2 separate regions of the Homo sapiens genome follow, and region 1 is linked to region 2. Evidence: read pairs that join two places in POLR2A ChIA-PET (ENCODE). Cell type or tissue: CD4-positive, alpha-beta T cell. All regions are shown on one strand. Each heading gives the region's core, and the rest is flanking DNA. Links, peaks and the distances in the headings are about the cores only. Region 1 overlaps PPP2R5C (protein phosphatase 2 regulatory subunit B'gamma). Region 2 overlaps PPP2R5C (protein phosphatase 2 regulatory subunit B'gamma).

What was found. ChIA-PET counts read pairs that join two places held together with the same protein. Peaks named below come from ENCODE experiments on the same cell type or tissue, not always from the same donor. Only the 100,000 strongest peaks of a DNase experiment are listed, where the experiment ranks them.
Region 1: POLR2A ChIA-PET joins it to region 2 with 15 read pairs; 11 of 35 experiments call an interaction of 5 or more read pairs at or near these places.

Annotation. Positions count from the first base shown.
Region 1 is chr14:101,873,600-101,881,929 of GRCh38, reverse strand. All of the region lies in intron 4 of PPP2R5C (protein phosphatase 2 regulatory subunit B'gamma), which reads right to left. Among named protein-coding and RNA genes, the nearest start is that of DYNC1H1, 87 kb to the left of the region's middle. RefSeq lists enhancers at 3,072-3,221, 5,440-5,509 and a silencer at 5,830-5,899. In CD4-positive, alpha-beta T cell, for the core only: no CTCF peak of the experiment used is centred there; DNase peaks (open chromatin) are centred at 2,841 and 5,179; H3K4me3 peaks cover 905 bases; H3K27ac peaks cover 4,467 bases.
Region 2 is chr14:101,818,297-101,826,626 of GRCh38, reverse strand. The region is part of intron 3 of PPP2R5C (protein phosphatase 2 regulatory subunit B'gamma); the gene reads right to left. Among named protein-coding and RNA genes, the nearest start is that of PPP2R5C, 61 kb to the right of the region's middle. RefSeq lists enhancers at 1,381-1,430, 1,491-1,640, 5,844-6,103. In CD4-positive, alpha-beta T cell, for the core only: no CTCF peak of the experiment used is centred there; DNase peaks (open chromatin) are centred at 1,546, 2,786, 4,916, 6,896 and 4 weaker places; H3K4me3 peaks cover 7,519 bases; H3K27ac peaks cover 8,000 bases.

The sequences.
Region 1 (8,330 bases), core at 230-8,229, 55 kb before region 2:
TGGACTCTTGACTGTCAAACTTTGAATGACAACCAACACCAACAAAGGCTGATGGCACAGTGATGACTTCTGAGGTCTTATACTATCCAGTGGGTGCAAGACCAAGGAGAATGCTCAAAATGAGAGTAAGAAAGGGATGAGATGACGAAAGACGCAGCAGAGATTCACAGCTGAAAATGCTGGAAATGGCAAGGGCTGCGTCACGCAGGGAGGACCCGTGTGACAATGGCACCAACATCCTCTGCAATCCGCAACGATGAGGAAAGCAACAGTCAGAGTGGGACGACCTTTGAGTCGGCAGCTAAGATCATTTCCAGAGAAAGGACTGCTCAGGGGCACAGAGGATCGGTAGGGGCAGCATGGCTGTGCGCCCAGGCATGGGCTGTTAGATTTCTCTCAGTCTGTTTGGACTTGTATAACACATACTGACAGATCAGTGACATAAACAGAAAAGATTACTGTTTCCATGTCATACATTTATAACCTATTTTTATTTTGTACTAAATCTATGTATTTATTTATTTATTTTTGAGGTGACGTCTCCCTCTGCGGCCCAGGTTGGAGTGTAGTGGTGCGAACTCGACTCATCACAACCTCTGCCTCCCGGGTTCAAGTGATTCTTGTGCCTCAGCCTCCCGAGTAGCTAGAATTACAGGCGTGCACCACCATGCCTGGCTAATTTTTGTATTTTTAGTAGAGATGGGATTTCACCACGGTTTCACCATGTTGGCCAGGCCAGTCTCAAACTCCTGACCTCAAGTGATCCGCTCCCCTCAGCCTCCCAAAGTGCTGGGATTACAGGCGTGAGTCACCATGCCCAACCCTCTTTTATACTAAGTCTAAATATGATTGGTTACCTTATTGAATCTCTGAACGGATCGTATGCCAGTTATATAACTGGGTTCTGGTGAATGGCTCTTATAGGTGATCACAACCCCAGTCCCACCACTCTCAGAAGCACAAAATCAAAACCTTTGACATAAAAGATTAAAATCTGACTCTACGATAACAACGAGAAGATGTTTCTAGAGAGTCCAGGGCAAACTTGGCTGGCTTTAGATACCCAGTCTTGTAAAGACCAAGCTAATACTCAATGTCACCACTGCTGTTTCTTCCCTTTTCTTTTTTCCTCTTAAAGACAGGGCATCTCTCTGCTGCCCAGGCTGGAGTACAGTGGCCATCATCGCTCACTGCAGCCTCCAACTCCTGGGTTCACACGATCCTCCTGCCCCAGCCTCCCAAGTAGCTGGGACTACCAGCACGCACCACCATGCTCTGCTAATTTTATTTATTTTTTGCAGAGACAAGAACTCGCTACGTTGCCCATGCTGGTCTCAAACTCCTGGGCTTAAGCAATCCTCCTGCCTCGGCCTCCCAAAGTACTGGAATTAGAGGCGTGAGCCACCGCACCTGCCTGTTTCTTCCCTTCTTTACTGGTATTGATACTGAACTCCAAACCTTAATATCATTTTTCAGAAAGTCATCAGCTATAAAAGCTCTGAGCATCAAGCATCTGAGTATCAAGCATCTGAGCTTGTTCTCTGTGTCATCTGAGAGGGGAGCTGACGTAAAGACCAACTGTAATGGCCTTCACGGATACTGTAGAAACGCAGGGATGAAAAAAGGGGCTGAAAAGCCAGGAACAACTAATTAAAAAACACTTCTAGTAAAAGTATGAGTAATGTTCCTAAGACATAGGTACAAAGACAAAAGTTTGCAATCTAAAACCGAGAGTTAACCTGACTCTCACTGGTGTTATAATTTCTGGCAATGTCTACTCTCCAGGGACTGTCCCCTCCTCTGTGAAGCTAGTGTGTGTATAGGGCACTGCAAGGAGCCTCCCAAAGAACGGTGATTGACAGGTGGACGGCCCTGCCTCAGTTGCTGGCCCACAGGCACTCGGCGCAGACAGGGGTCTAGTCTGCCCCTCCTGGCACCCTGACCCCAAAGCCCACAGACGTGAACAAGCAGATGCTAAAAGCTCAACTATTAAGGAAAGGCCACACACACACACACTTTGGGCAGGCCGCCATGTCCTCCCAGGGTCCTGTCATTAGCAGCCACTGCTGAAGCTCTCCATAACTTCCAGGGCCATGAAGGGCAGAGAAAGGAAAGTCTGAATTGAGTCTTTAGCTCCTACGGGGAGTGTGGCATTCGTGAACTGGGGTTTCTACCCTCTCTCTCAAAGCCAAGAGACTGGGGTGAGGGTCCAGTCACCCACAGGACAGGGTCACCTTCAGGAAAGGGAGATGGCACTTTGTTCTTCGGTGGGTTAGAGCTGTGGGCCCGGCCTGGTGCCGACAGGGGCAGAGCACAGTGTGGGGAGGGCAGAGCCTGGGCACGAACTCTGGGTGGCAGAGGAATCTGTGAACAGGACTATGCCTGGCAGGAGACTCTGGGAACAGCCTGTGACATCAGGGCCTGAGGAACCATGGCGCCTGGAAGGAAAGCACGGTCACTGCTTCCGAGGTTTCTGGGGCTGCCCATCAGGGATACAGAGGCCAGAGCAGGAGCCGTAGGGCCACGCCGCCCAGGAAGCTGCCAAGGGAGAGAGGGGTCAGCTCACCCAGAGACGAGGCTGTAGGTCTTGGGGGAGAGGAAACAGCCGTCCCTCTGGAAGAGGCCTGCTGCCCAAGAGTCACAGACATGCCACAGAGGAAGAGACCACCATTCTGGCCGAGGCCACAGGGAGCAACTGAGCAGAACAGGCAGCTGCCCTTCCCCTCTGCTCTGGGTTCTGCTCAAAGCCCCGGGGGAGGGCGGGCAAGAGGGGCTCGGAGCCACCCTTGCTTCCCCTCCTCTCCCACAGCATGTCCCTCCCTGGCCAGGCTGCCTGGGGTGCGGCTTAGATGCCATTTGCAGAGGGTCTGAGATGAAAGCTTTAACCTAGATTGGATTTCTGTGACCAGGGATGACTAAGAAGTTAACCAACTTGCCTAAGATGTTATTTAGGCACAGGAAAGTGTGATTTCACCCATCGTGGTTAAAGGCGATAACTGAAAAAAAGTAAAATGTCCCCGACTGTGCCAGCTGGCCGTATGTGTCAACCCGGCTAGGCCACAGTGCCCAGCTGTCCAAACACTGCTGTGGGTGTTCCTGTGAAGGCATTTTATAGATGTGGTTAACACCTATAATCAATGGACTTCAAGTAGCGATCACTCTTGAGAATGTGGGGGCTTCAACCAGTCAGCTGAGAGGCCTGTGAGACCCAAACTGCAGCTTCTCTGAGGAGAGTCCACCTGCGGCCTGCAGTGTCCACCACGGCCAAGTCTCGTGCCCGCTGCCTGTCCACGGAGTCCAGACCTGCCCGCTGGACTCACCCACTGCAGAAGGCAAGTCCTTGAGATCTCAATCTCTGTCTCTCCTGCTGTTTCTCTGCACAGCCCTGACTGAGGCACCCAGTCAGCTGAGATTCCTAAGTAAACTGGTGGTTTCTACTAGCAGGAAAGCTAGTGATTAGGGTTTCCAGTTGAAGCTCTCCCGCACAGTGACAGTCAGCCCAGCAGCTAGGCCCCGTCTCAAACACCTGCACACTCACTGAATCCTTGATGCTGAGCTGAGGGCCTGCAAGGTGACTCAGATGGCTTGCTCTGAACACAATGTCCTCTTTTCAGTGTCTGTCATGGACTCAATGCTTGTGGCCTCCCTTCCTCACATTCATGTTAAAGACCTAAACCCTGGTGTGGCTGGATTTGGAGATGGGTCCTCAGAGAAAATAATGAAGGGTGAATGAAGTCATAAGTGGGGCCTTGGCCCTCCAGGATTAGTGTCTTTGTAAGGAGGGATGGTAGAAGGCTCACACTCGCCTTCTCTGCACTTGCTCGGAGCAAAGGCCATGGGAGGGCACAGTGGCCGTCTGCAAGCCAGAAAAGGCCCTCAGCAGGGAACAAACCCTGCTACACCCTTGAGTTTAGACTTTCCAGCCTCTAGAATGGAGAGAAGACACATTTCTGTGGTTTAAGCCACCAGCCTGTGGTATTTTCTTACGGCAGCCTGAGCAGACTGATACAGCGTCCTTGACTGATGACCGACCTAGGTCCGGGAAGGTTCATTCCAGGCCAATTCTGATTGATTGAAAGTCATTTCTCATGTGTAAGGAAAAAAACTTGCACTCCTAACTTCTACACACCTTTCTTACCACATTACATTGCATTAATTTAGTGCATATCTCTAGAAAAGGTTAAGTAAAAAGTAATACTGGGGCGGGGGGAAGGAACAGAGGGCCAACGGTCTATCACCTCAAATTCTTCTTGGGTTTCTGACCTAGCAACATTTCTTAACACAAAAGCTGCAGGGGCGAATCAGGGGCAGGAGCCCCAGGTACAGAAACCTGGGGTGCTGATGTCTGTGTGCAAATGTCACTGCCATGCTACCTGGATGCATGGATCCGGTCTGAGGAAACAGAGAAGACATCAACGTTATGCAGTGAACACCAAAGAAGCTCTGAGGTCTAAGGAGTCCCGGGTCTTCTGGGCAGCACACAGGGTCACTGTGATCTCTCAAATGAGACCTACGGATCCAGCGCACACCCAGAGGCACAGACGCAGAATCACGCTGCCCAACAAAGGCAGCACAGCCTCATGGAAACAGTCTCTCTACACCCTCTTCCCACCTAGAAGAAGGACCTCAGACCAAACAGCCTGCCTGAGCCTCAATTTTCTCCTCCATTGGAAAGGGTAAAGGCCAGGCGCGGTGACTCATGCCTGTAATCCCAGCACTTTGGGAGGCCGAGGCGGGTGGATCACTTGAGGTCAAGAGTTCAAGAGCAGCCTAGCCAACATGGTGAAACCCCATCTCCACTAAAAATACAAAACTTAGCTGGGTGTGGTGGTGGGTGCCTGTAATCCCAGCTACTCGGGAGGCTGAGGCAGGAGAATCACTTGAATCTGGGAGGTGGAAGTTGCAGTGAACCGAGATTGCACCACTGCACTCCAGCCTGGGCAATAGAGTGAGACTCCATCTCAAAAAAAAAAAAAAAAAAAAAAAAAAGCGTAAATCCTTTTTTTATTTTTTGCATTGGGCTGTGGTGAGAATCACAGAAAACACATGCAACAGCACTTACTAAATGGGAAAACATTATGCACGAACAGTTAGCATTACACAGCACTTCCCAAACGTTTCTGACTGTTTGACCTCCACATGAAAATAATGGCACGCACGTGAGTGCATACGTATGTCTGCATGTGATTCACACGGCCCCATCTGTGCCAGGACCGTCTCTGGTTAATATCAGGAAGCACCTGCTTCTGCTGCCTCCCTGACACTTCCACTTTCAGTACTTACATCAGTCCTGCAGATGTTCTCCAAATTGCTAAATTTATTAAATTAGATGTAAACTAGAATGGCCCAAGAAGCAACTTTACGGAAAATTCTTACAATTCAGCAATATCATGCAGCCTTTCTGTATGTGTTATCATTCATTACCAATGAGTGAATATTTATGCCGTAACATAACTGCAGCAGTGTAACATATAAAAATTTTAAGACATGAAGGGATACATTAAAAAAAAAAACCGCTGACAGTCTAACTTTAGAGGCAACAGGAAAGAAAGGTTTGATTATTTACAGTTCTCTGTTCAAAACCACAAGGGTTATTCTGTTATTTATTCTCTGTTTTATTCATGTCAACAGGATTTATAACAGATGAATCCATCAAAGGCCAAATTACAGTTACTGCAGAACACTTCCTCCTGTGATGGAACTGTTAGGTTCTACGAGTCATATTGCTAAGAGATACATTTCTGGGAAGGGCAGAAAGTGTTAAGCCCCTTCGCAATATATATATATTTAAGTACAAAATTGTCATTTGTTTGCAAATGATATAGCTGGAAAACAGAAGCAACAGACAGACCATCACAACTAGACTACCACATGCAAATATCAAAAATATGAAACCAACAGCAACCACCTTTCCACTAACAATTAAGCAAATACAAAAAAGAAACAGAGACGAAGACTCCAGCTACCCAGACACAAAAACTACAAAGTGCCTGGGAATTACTGACCTAGTTACAAGGCCTTGATGGAGAAAGCAGAAAACTCTAATAAAAGGCACTGAAGAATGCCCGAAAAAACGGAGGAACCTTTGATGTGGAATGAGATCATATTACAAAGATGGAACTTCGCAGAGCAATGTATAAAGCAGACACAATCTTAAACTGAATTTTTGATGAACTCAATGAACTTAACCTAAAATTTAGGTAGAATAGTAAAAATCGTAGTAGCAGTCTTAAAGGGAGATACTACCCCTTTCCCCATTTGTAAAGTGAGTTTGAATCTGCTTTCATGGCACCAGAACTCAGCTATCATCTAGAGAACATAAATGCACAGCAATCCCAGCACCTACCACTGTGCCTGGCACCTAGGAGGTCCTCAAACACTTGCTGAGAGTAAATGGATCCTGGGAAAAGCACGCATCAGTCACCTTATTAACTGCAACACCAATTAATTACCTGGAAACTGTGAAAAATGTCTCATTAAACCTTTACGTCTCAGCTGCAAAATAATTACAGTCCTAATTGGGCCCCTAATTTTAAGCTCTTCTATGATGCTGTACATTTTCTTTGGAATATTTATCTCAAGTATGACTGGGTGGCCGGGAAGTCCTTGGTTTAATATCTTCCTGCTGGCCCTGGCACACAATGAGTGCTCGGCAGTGAAGAGAGGTAAGGGAGAGCAGAGCCTTCTTCCCACAAATCTACCTCGCGCTTCCTCCACAGCAAGAGCTGCTTTCAAAGAATCGATTTCACCTCCAAATAGATGCCATGATGTGACAGTCAAGAAAAGAACCACAACATTGAAAATTCTTACTTTGAATAACTTGCTATTTTTACAATCTATTCAAATATGTTCCTAAATAGCAGTTAAAGATATGGAAATAAAAACTTACGGGCTAGGCGCGGTGGCTCACCCCTGTAATCCCAGCACTTTGGGAGGCTGAGGCGGGCAGGTCACCTGAGGTTAGGAGCTCAAGACCAGCCTGGCCAACATGGCAAAACCCTGTCTCTACTAAAAATACAAAAATTAGCCAAGTATGGTGGCACAGGCCTGTAATCCCAGCTACTCTGGAGGCTGGGGCAGGAGAATCGCTTGAACTTGGGAGGTGGAGGTTGCAGTGAGCTGAGATCGTGCCACTGCACTCCAGCCTGGGCGACAGAGCAAGACTCTGTCTCAAATTAAAAAAAAAACAAACAACTTACAAACCTTTGTAGAATACTTAATAAAGGAAATTTAGTCTAAACTTTTCAAACAATGAATATTTTAATTTTCTACAGTTTCATAACAAGATCATCTTCAGATAAGCATGAAAATAAATCATTTACAGTTATGTGCATGAGTTTATATTTTTTGAGTTTAGAATATTTATACATAAGAAATAATTCATAATACTTATAATTCAATTCAACTAGTGTCATTTAAAGATAACACTGGATTTGGAAGTGCTCTTAAGTTATTTACTCTGGGCCAAAGATTAGTTTCGTATAGATTCTGAATGATGTATTCCCAATGTTTTTATTACGAAAAATTTCAATGCAATAAAGTTGAAAGAATTTTATAGCGAACAGCTATCATCTAGATTTTACCATTAGCATTCTAATATATTTGCTTTATCATGTATTCTGATTTCTTTTTGCAGTAAGGTATGAGAAAGTTTAGTAATGCTTTAGCATAGCAGAACAACATACTCTCTATCCAACGTGATATAAATCAACTGAGAAGGGAAGTTTCAGAGCTAAACTCCTTATCACTTCCCAGTCATGTATGCACAGCCATTTCCCCTAACCCCAAATGACGTATGAAATTATGGCATTATAAATTATGCAAACAGTCTTTCATTTTTATAATAATTGCTAGATCCCCTGGGTGGACGGAGTTAAGTGTTTATTGAGTATCTATTATAAATGAAGCAGACTTATGCTTCCAGATGAGATGGAGTAACAAGGATGAGGTTTATGCTACTGCCTGAAACAACCAAATATTTGGGCAAAAATATATAAAATTACGGTTTTCAAGACACTGGATTTCAGACAACGAAGGATAAGGACAGTGATCCCTGAGATGGGAACAAGTGAGGCACGTCCCACACCGCCCCAGGCTCCTGCCTTGATAGATTTTTAGGTTGTAGTATAGGCAGAAAGAACCCAGGTGGGACCCAGGATTCAAACTGGATTAGAATTTGCAAGGCAGAGTTCCACAGGGGAGACAGCTGCACACAGAGAAGAACTACAGTGATTTATTTGTAGAGGTCACTCAACTATTCAGCAGAGTACAGATCAGCATATTTGTGTGAGAAAACTACCAGAGGTTGGGAAAAGAACCACCTGAAAGGA
Region 2 (8,330 bases), core at 291-8,290:
ACCAAAAGGGACCCAAAATACCAAAACAATTTTGAAAAAAAGAACAAAGTAGGAGAGTTCACACTTCCTGATTTTAAAGCTTACAACAGAGCTACAGTAATCAAGACAGTGTGGTACAGACATAAGGACAGACATACAGACCAATGGAATAGAGAATCCAGAAATAAACCCTTTTATGGTCCATTGACTTTCAACAAGTGTGCCAAATCCATTCAATGAGGGAAATAATTGTTTTTTCAACAAATGGTTCTGGGAAAACTGGATATTCACATGCAAATAAAGGAAGTTGGACCCTTACCTCACACCCTATATAAAAACTAACATGAAATGGAACAAAGACCAAATGTAAGAGAATTCATATTAAAAAACTCTTAGAAGAATGTGTAAGAGTAAGTCTGGATTCAACAATGGTTTCATAGCTATGACACCATAAGCATAGGAGACAGAAAACAAATCAAGATAAACTGGTCTTCCTCTAAATTAAAAACGTGTGCTGCAAATGATACCATCAAGACAGTGAAAAAGACAACCCACAGTATGAGAAAAATATCTGCAAAACATATATATGATAAAGGCTTGGTTCTCGGAGTACATAAAGACTTTGCTGTGACAGCTGTGATAGCCACATCTGACCATGCCCTCTGGGCCACCTCCTATTCTCACCGATCCTTGGTCAGTTCCCTCTTCATTCTTCATGCTTGTCACTTATTGTTCCCCCTCAATTCTCTAGAGGCCTCCTCTCTTGGACCACCAGAAAAACCAAAGCCATGAGGTCCTACCTTCCCCAACTTCCTTCTTAAATTTCCCTTACTGCCCCAGAAGTTTCTGATAATCCCCTCTGCTGAAGATGACACTGAACATTTTGGTTTTCAGCAGATCTGGTTTTGACAGCTTTACCATTCACCTACAAAAACTGAACAGGCTAACTACACAGTGAGAATATCTGAAATACAACAAAACTGGTTCATTCAACTAAATGAAATGCCAACATGAAAGTTCAGTGAAACCTGAATGATGGAATTGGAGTGACACCCTGGCTAGGAGGTGGAGTGGTGACTGACCTGCACAGTTCCGCCTGCATGCTGTGTTCTGTTGCCCTCATCGATGAGCGTGTGCACCCCAAATAGGCTGGGCAAAAGCTGGGAGCGTGCACTCTACGATAAGGACTAGGAAAGCTACCTTTTGGCCAAGTCTCAAATCTTAAACCCATGATCTTGGCCTTTCAAAACTGTTCTAGCCAGTTAAGTGGCTAAAATCATAGCAGTAACTTCTAAGACACAGAAAGATAGCAATGCCCGGATTCCATTATCAGTATATGTCTCCCACTTTTAATGCTATGCCTTCTTTACATTTTTTTAATAAGTAATAAATTCATCAACACACACACACACACACACACACACACACACACACACGCTGAAAACCCTCTTATCCTATCCCTCTGCCAAAAGTATCACTTTCAGTTTCTTCTGTATCTCTTGAGTTTCATCCTGGAACCAAAACAAATTTATTCTTAGCCCAACTTCCCCTTGTGTAGTGACGAAGATGGCGTGAGAAGCCACTGCTGCGTCTTGCCTTCCACTTAACTGCTCTCGGCTGCTCTCCTTTCATCAGTCATAAAGGGATGCTACTTACACCCTTTTGACATACACCCTTTTCCAGGAATTTTCTCACCACAGTGCAACAACCACCCCCAACACATACCCCAACAGGCTGAATCATCCCATCTTCCCAACTGCATCCCAGGACCACCAATTAGTTCATTAAACTTCAGCTAACACACTGCTTCTCCTGGGAGGCCTTGCTGGGCCCCACAGGGCCTGCTCCCTCCTCCTGAAGCCAGCGCAGACACGCACCCACAGCACCTATAACACGACCAGTTCTTAGCACTAAGCACAGAGCCAACCACCAAGTGGGTGATTTCTAAATATTAGTGAGTGAGTGAAATACAGCTTTAGGTGGACATAGGGCAGAAAGTCAAAACTAAATTTGTTCTCTTCTGTGTTAGGTATCATGTTGTCCTTCCATTTGAAATGAACTCAGAAATTTTTTTCGTCTTAATTTTAACCTTGTTTGGCCCAACAAAGGACACAGGGTTACCAACACTTAACTTAGCAACAGCACATATGCTGAATCAAAAGCAAAGAATGAGGAAGGAAATCTTTGCAGAGCTTTATTAAAATCAGGAACATGCGTGCATAGGTTTTTTTTTCACTACATTGTAAACATCACTTCAATTGTACACATCAAGAAATATTTCTTGATGCTTTCCTACTGTTTCCCCGTAGACAAATGTCTACACTAAAACAGAGCCAGTTTTCAGATGAATACCTCTCTCTCCTACCCCGCAAGAACTTCATGCTATATCATTACGAATAAAAAGAATATATCTAATTTTGTACTAAATCCTAAGAATTACTCATTAAGAATCTTTACCAATAGTAAGTTTACGTTTACCACGAAAATACTCTTGCCAGCTATGTCTAAAATGCAGCTTGAACATGAATCTCTCGGGATGTGCGAGCTCCGAAAATCAAGTGGAAAGTCAGTCCTGGAGTCTGTTCCTTCAACAGGAGCTCTGGGGCTGTGCCACGGAACAAGTGGGCACTGTGCCTAGTGAGACAATGTAAGGCTCAGATAAGTTAATTTCATCCATAACCACAAACCCTAAAAGTACAACCTTACCTTCGTGACCCAGAATCTGCATCTCTTGTTTTTCTAGATGACACCATAAGATCAACTAACCTGGTTTCAGCTGCACTGCACTCTACACCACTGTAAAAAGCTGAGAGCAGAAAGTACCGTGTAGATAGATCCCTGTGATAAAGAAACCTGCAAGAGCAGGCTCAGTGCATGCTCAGAGAGGGGTGAGCCCAGAACCGTGAGTCAGAAAACCCAAGTGCTGGTCCGGTATCTGGTCTCTGTCACCAGCTCCTTCTTGGACCTCAGACAAGTTGGAGAACCTCTCTGCTTCAGTTTCCACCGCTGTCAAAGTAGGACTAATCATACTTGTTTACTCTCTCACAGGAAAGAGGGCGACGGTTAATGAACCCTTTTGCGAGGAGCTTTGAAGATGAAAAAGGTTCCAGGGTGCTAATGACAAACAATAACAGCCTCTCTATTCTCATTTGGGTATCTATCATGCTGTGGGGGAGAGGGTACCGAATTACTCCGAGTAAACTGGTCTTCTAGGATTCTTGTTCTTAGGGCTAAACTATTTTGAAAAACCCTAGAAGAGATGAATGATGGTAATGCTTGGAATACCGGATAATACAAAATAAATCAAACATTGGCGGCTGATGCTTTAATTTCACTGCTCTGAACTGCTCGGCCCGGGTTCTGCAGCACTGCTTGCTGGCATAAATATTTACATCGGCAGCGTGTCTTAGTTACTATGGATGCCATAGCTAAGGCTATTAGCTTGGCTGATAGGTCCCCATTTCCTGCCAAAGAACTCTTTACCAAACATGCTTCTTAAACTTTGCTTTATTTTTAATAAACATTTAAATGTCAAGTAGTGTTCAAAATCGTTTTAGGGGTTCCAAGTTTAGTTTACATTTCACTTAAAGGCTCTCCTCCTTTTTACAAATAAAGGGTGAAAAGGCTCAAATAAGCAAATGTCTCAGCCCGTATGTTACACTATACAAGGCTATAAGACTGAACTGGTTTTTGTAAGTTGATGTTTGGTTTTACATAAACACATGGGTGCATATACACACACGGCCCACCAAAAGATATTTTTCCAATCTATGTAGGCAGTATAATTTATGTTCATTTAATTGGATAATAATTCCAACTCACACAAAAATGTGAAAATTCAAGATTAATATTTTGAAAGTTAACATTTAAATGACGCATAAGATTTAGAAGTAAAAAAATGCAGAATTCATATCCACTGATATTAGACTATTTGAATGAGAAAAGTCAGTCCCCAGAAGTTTATATGTCTTCAAAAGGCCAGTTTCAATACCTGATAGCCTCAGCCAGGATATAAATGAGAAAATAAGAATGGGGTTCTTAAGGGAAGGAAGTCGGGAAGAGAGGAAGGATAAGTAAAAAAATTTCCCAAAATCACAACTTTAACTTTGGCTTAAATTTAAATGTTGTTTAAGAGTAAGTCATAAAAACACATCAACATAACATCATTTGTGACTGTGTAAAAAGAAAAAGTATCTGAATTGGTTAGATTCTTTTAAAAAACCCTACCCATTGGATAGTCATTTAAGTTTTCTCCTGGCAGAGCATTTCTCTTAACTAAGAATAATATAAAAGGAGAAATGTGTTCATTCTCGTTCGTGTTTTTCTCTTTGGGGGATTAGATCGGAACGCCAATCACAGAATTCTTCCAATTCCCTCTAAAATAAGTAATTTAATCAGATGCATTTTTAATGTAACTTATTTGGAGATTCAGGAAAGTAAGGTGACTTAATCAAGAAGCTCAGTAACTAGTGACACTATTAGGCCTTAACCCTGGCTCTGATAGCGCCAGATTCCTGTATGATTTGATGTAATAATTTAGCAAGGGATGTGTGTGTGTGGGGGGGGGGCAGGGGGTGGTGGTGGTGGGGTCACTACATTAATAAGACCTCAACGTTTTCAACATCTAGTAAAATACTCTTAAAAGCGTCAATGATGTTCTCTAAAGGGAAACATCTCCTCAGGACCAGGTCCAATAATTGAGAAACAAAATTCCACATTTCCAGCAGCTTGGTGAAGCATAAGTGACCTCTGTTCTAAAATCAGACAACATGGTTTCACTCTGGCCCGGTCATCACACCTGTAAAATTAGCCTAGAGCACCTATGCACAGGCTGCGGGGGCCGAGTGTCTGTGACAGCTCCACCTTCCACTTGCCGCCACCTCCTAGATGCCTAGTCTGAAAGTTTAAGCCAAATTCACAGAAAAACATGCGAGACCACATTAAGCATTTACGTAACGTATGTATACACAGTACAATACAGGATAATATGACGTAACACCAACTCAGAGCATTATGAACCGAGAGCGCCACCAAGATCCTAAAAACGTATAAAAGGTTTTTGTTACTAAAACTGCTCTCATGTCAATTTTTTAAAGAAATGAAACAAAAAATGCTATATACTCTGTGAATAAATACATATTTATATTATTTATGTGGATAAATACACACACACACACACACACACACACACACACCCACCCACCCACCCCCCACAGGGAGAAAATGGTCTGGAATGACACACAGCAAACTCCAGGCAGCAGTCACTTTGAGATGTGGGGATGGTAGACCAATCTCAGGGGATAAGGTTAGGGAAAATTTCAGTTTTATTTGCAATGAAGAAAAAATGTAAATGGGGCCGTATTCACATATTAATTGATTACTTGAAAATGGCTTTTAAAAAAAGATTTGAAAAACAAAGAAGGAAACTGACCAAGGCAAGAGGAAGGCTCAGGGTTAGGTGGGCTCCGGATGCTCTCAGCTCTCATGGTCCCAGAGACCAGTTTAGATGATTCCACTGACTACTTAATTTTTTTTTATTTTTATTTTTATTTTATTTTTTTTTTTAGAGAAAAGAGGGAAAAAACCAAGGAGGCTTGGTAAAAACAGGGTCAGGGTCACATCCAGCCCATTCGAGAAAAACTTCCAAGTCCACGTGTTTTCCATTTTTTTGGTGTCAAGACCTATTTACATTCTTAGAAAGTATGGAGAACCCTAAAGAGCTTTGATTATGGGGGTTATATCCATTGATACTGACCATACTTGAAAATTTTAAAAATATTTACTTATTCATTAAATTAGCAATAGGTTCACTTCATGTTAAGTAATATTTTATGAAAATAACCTTATTTTCAAAAAGAAACCAGCGAGAAAATGGCCATGTTGTACATTTTTGCATGTATCTTCAATACTCAACAGAAGACAGGCGGATCTGCCGACATGCTTCTGTGTTCAACTTGCTGTGATATGCTATTCTGGTTCAAGTATATGTAAAGAAACACCCCAGGCTCAGACAGACACGTCTGGTGGGAAAAGGGAGGTTTCAATGCTTCTCAAAAAATTGCCGATGTTCTTCTTTGCCTATGCTAAAATTCAACAAGTGATAGTTCCTTAAAGATTAGTTGCAATGAGGAATCTGAAACCATGTTGATGAACCTGTCAGTTACATGAACACCCGGCAGTGTGTCTTACACTTTGGTGGCTCTTCACCCACGCTTGTTTGTAGCATCGTTCGTTGGTCACTGAGAACACACTGCTGCATGTGGTGTGTGACCTTCCACCGTATACATCAAGAAACCCCACTTGCTAATGTCACCACCCCTCTCAGCAGAAGAGTCTGTGGCACTGGGAGCTGCCACATTTACACTGGCAGATAAAAGTTCTCCAAAGTTCAAATTTTTCTTGAAAGCTCAAATTTTACCATGGGCCAAAAACAGTGTCGCAGTTGTTTTCCCCTCAATTGATAAGCTCACTTCATAGATTTTCTAGAAAATATCAGCCAAATATTTAAGTCTTAATATCCACAGTTTGTCTGCTTTTTGTTCTGTCAAGTAAAAATGATTTTACATTACTATTCTCATAATTTAAAGTTCCTGGAAAAAGTGGCTATTTTGGCTCATAACTCACACATCACATGGGCGCTTTTCTTCGAGACGGCCATCACACTCCAGCATGCTAGAACGGCTTCATGTGAACTCTGCATTTCGTCACGCAAAATTAAAAAGGAGGCTGGGTGCGGTGGCTCACGCCTCTAATCCCAGCACTCTGGGAGGCCAAAGCAGGAGGATCATTTGAGCCCAGGGGTTTGAGACCAGCCTGAGCAACCCAGTGAGACCCCAGCTCTACCAAAACAACAACAACAAAAAACCACGCTGGGTGTGGTGGTGCTTGCCTGTAGTCCCAGCTACACAGGATGCTGCGGTGGGCGGAATGCTCGAGCTGGGGAGGTTGAGGCTGCAGTGAGCTGTGATTGCGCCATTGCACTCCAGCCTGAGCAACCAAAAAACCAAACAAAAACAAACCCAAACAAAAACAAAACTAAAAACAAACCCAAACAAAAACAAAACTAAAAACAAACCCAAACAAAAACAAAATTAAAAAGGTATACAAAAGAGTTGAGACTTAAAAAACCAGTAACTTCATGCTTTATCGAGGACATTCTTGGGTCAGACTGGTGTGTTGCTAGCTGAACACCGCTGTCCTGCTCGATGAAAGAAAGGCGCCATATTCCTCACCATTGCCTTTGCACCACCAGGGCAAACGTCCACACAGTGAGAGGTAAATTAGATCTTGGTAATCTTATGAGGCAGTGACGGCCTTGCAAACCCCCTGGAAAGCAGCTCTGTGACCCCAGGGGCCACAGGCTGCCCAGGGTGAACACTGCTCCATGCAAAGGCTTCAGAGTTCCAAGAGAGCGATTATCAAGTGCTACCCCCCTTTGAGAAGTCTGACCAATTACATAAAGCTGGGAAAAAAACCAAAACCGACAACCCATTCCTAATTATACATGTACAGAAACTGTCTACAAATGTAAACACACATATACAGACACCCTCACCACCCACCTCTTCCTTGAAGCCCACCAAAAATAAGAACCAGCAACTCAGGAAGAAGTGGAGGTGGTACTTTAGGGCTTGAGGGTTCTTCAGGACTTGTTCCCTAGAGTGAAACATAACTTTTTCATAAGTTATAAGTTAAAATACCATAATTAGAACACATTGCTCATGAGTAACACAACCAGCAGACAAAAATCCATGTGTATTATAACGAGGTCACATACATCGATGACAAACTGAAAAAACCTAATCACTGTTAACAGCTCAAATTCTACTGAAAACACCAAAATATCAACATTTAAAAACAATAAGATATAAGGTTATAGTTGGGACCCCACTTATTTCAAATATTATTTAATTAAAGCAACATCTGCATTTAAAAACAACTAAAGGGAAATGACACGGAAAGCCACCCTATTTGAGATTAACCACAGATATTGCTCACTTTTTTTTTTTTTTTTGAGACAGAGTCTCACTCTGCTGCCCAGGCTGGTGTGCAGTGGCGTGATCTCGGCTCACTGCAACCTCCGTCTCCAGGTTTAAGTGATTCTCCTGCCTCAACCTCCCTAGTAGCTGGGATTACAGGCACCCGCCACCACGCTGGCTAATTTTTGTATTTTTAGTAGAGATGGGGTTTCACCATGTTGGCCAGGCTGGTCTTGAACTCCTGACCTCAGGTGATCTGCCCACCTTGGCCTCCCAAAGTGCTGGTATTACAGGTGTGAGGCACTGCGCCTGTAATACCAACTTTTAAAGATGAAATTTCTTATGAATGTGATACTAAAACTCTCTTCTTCA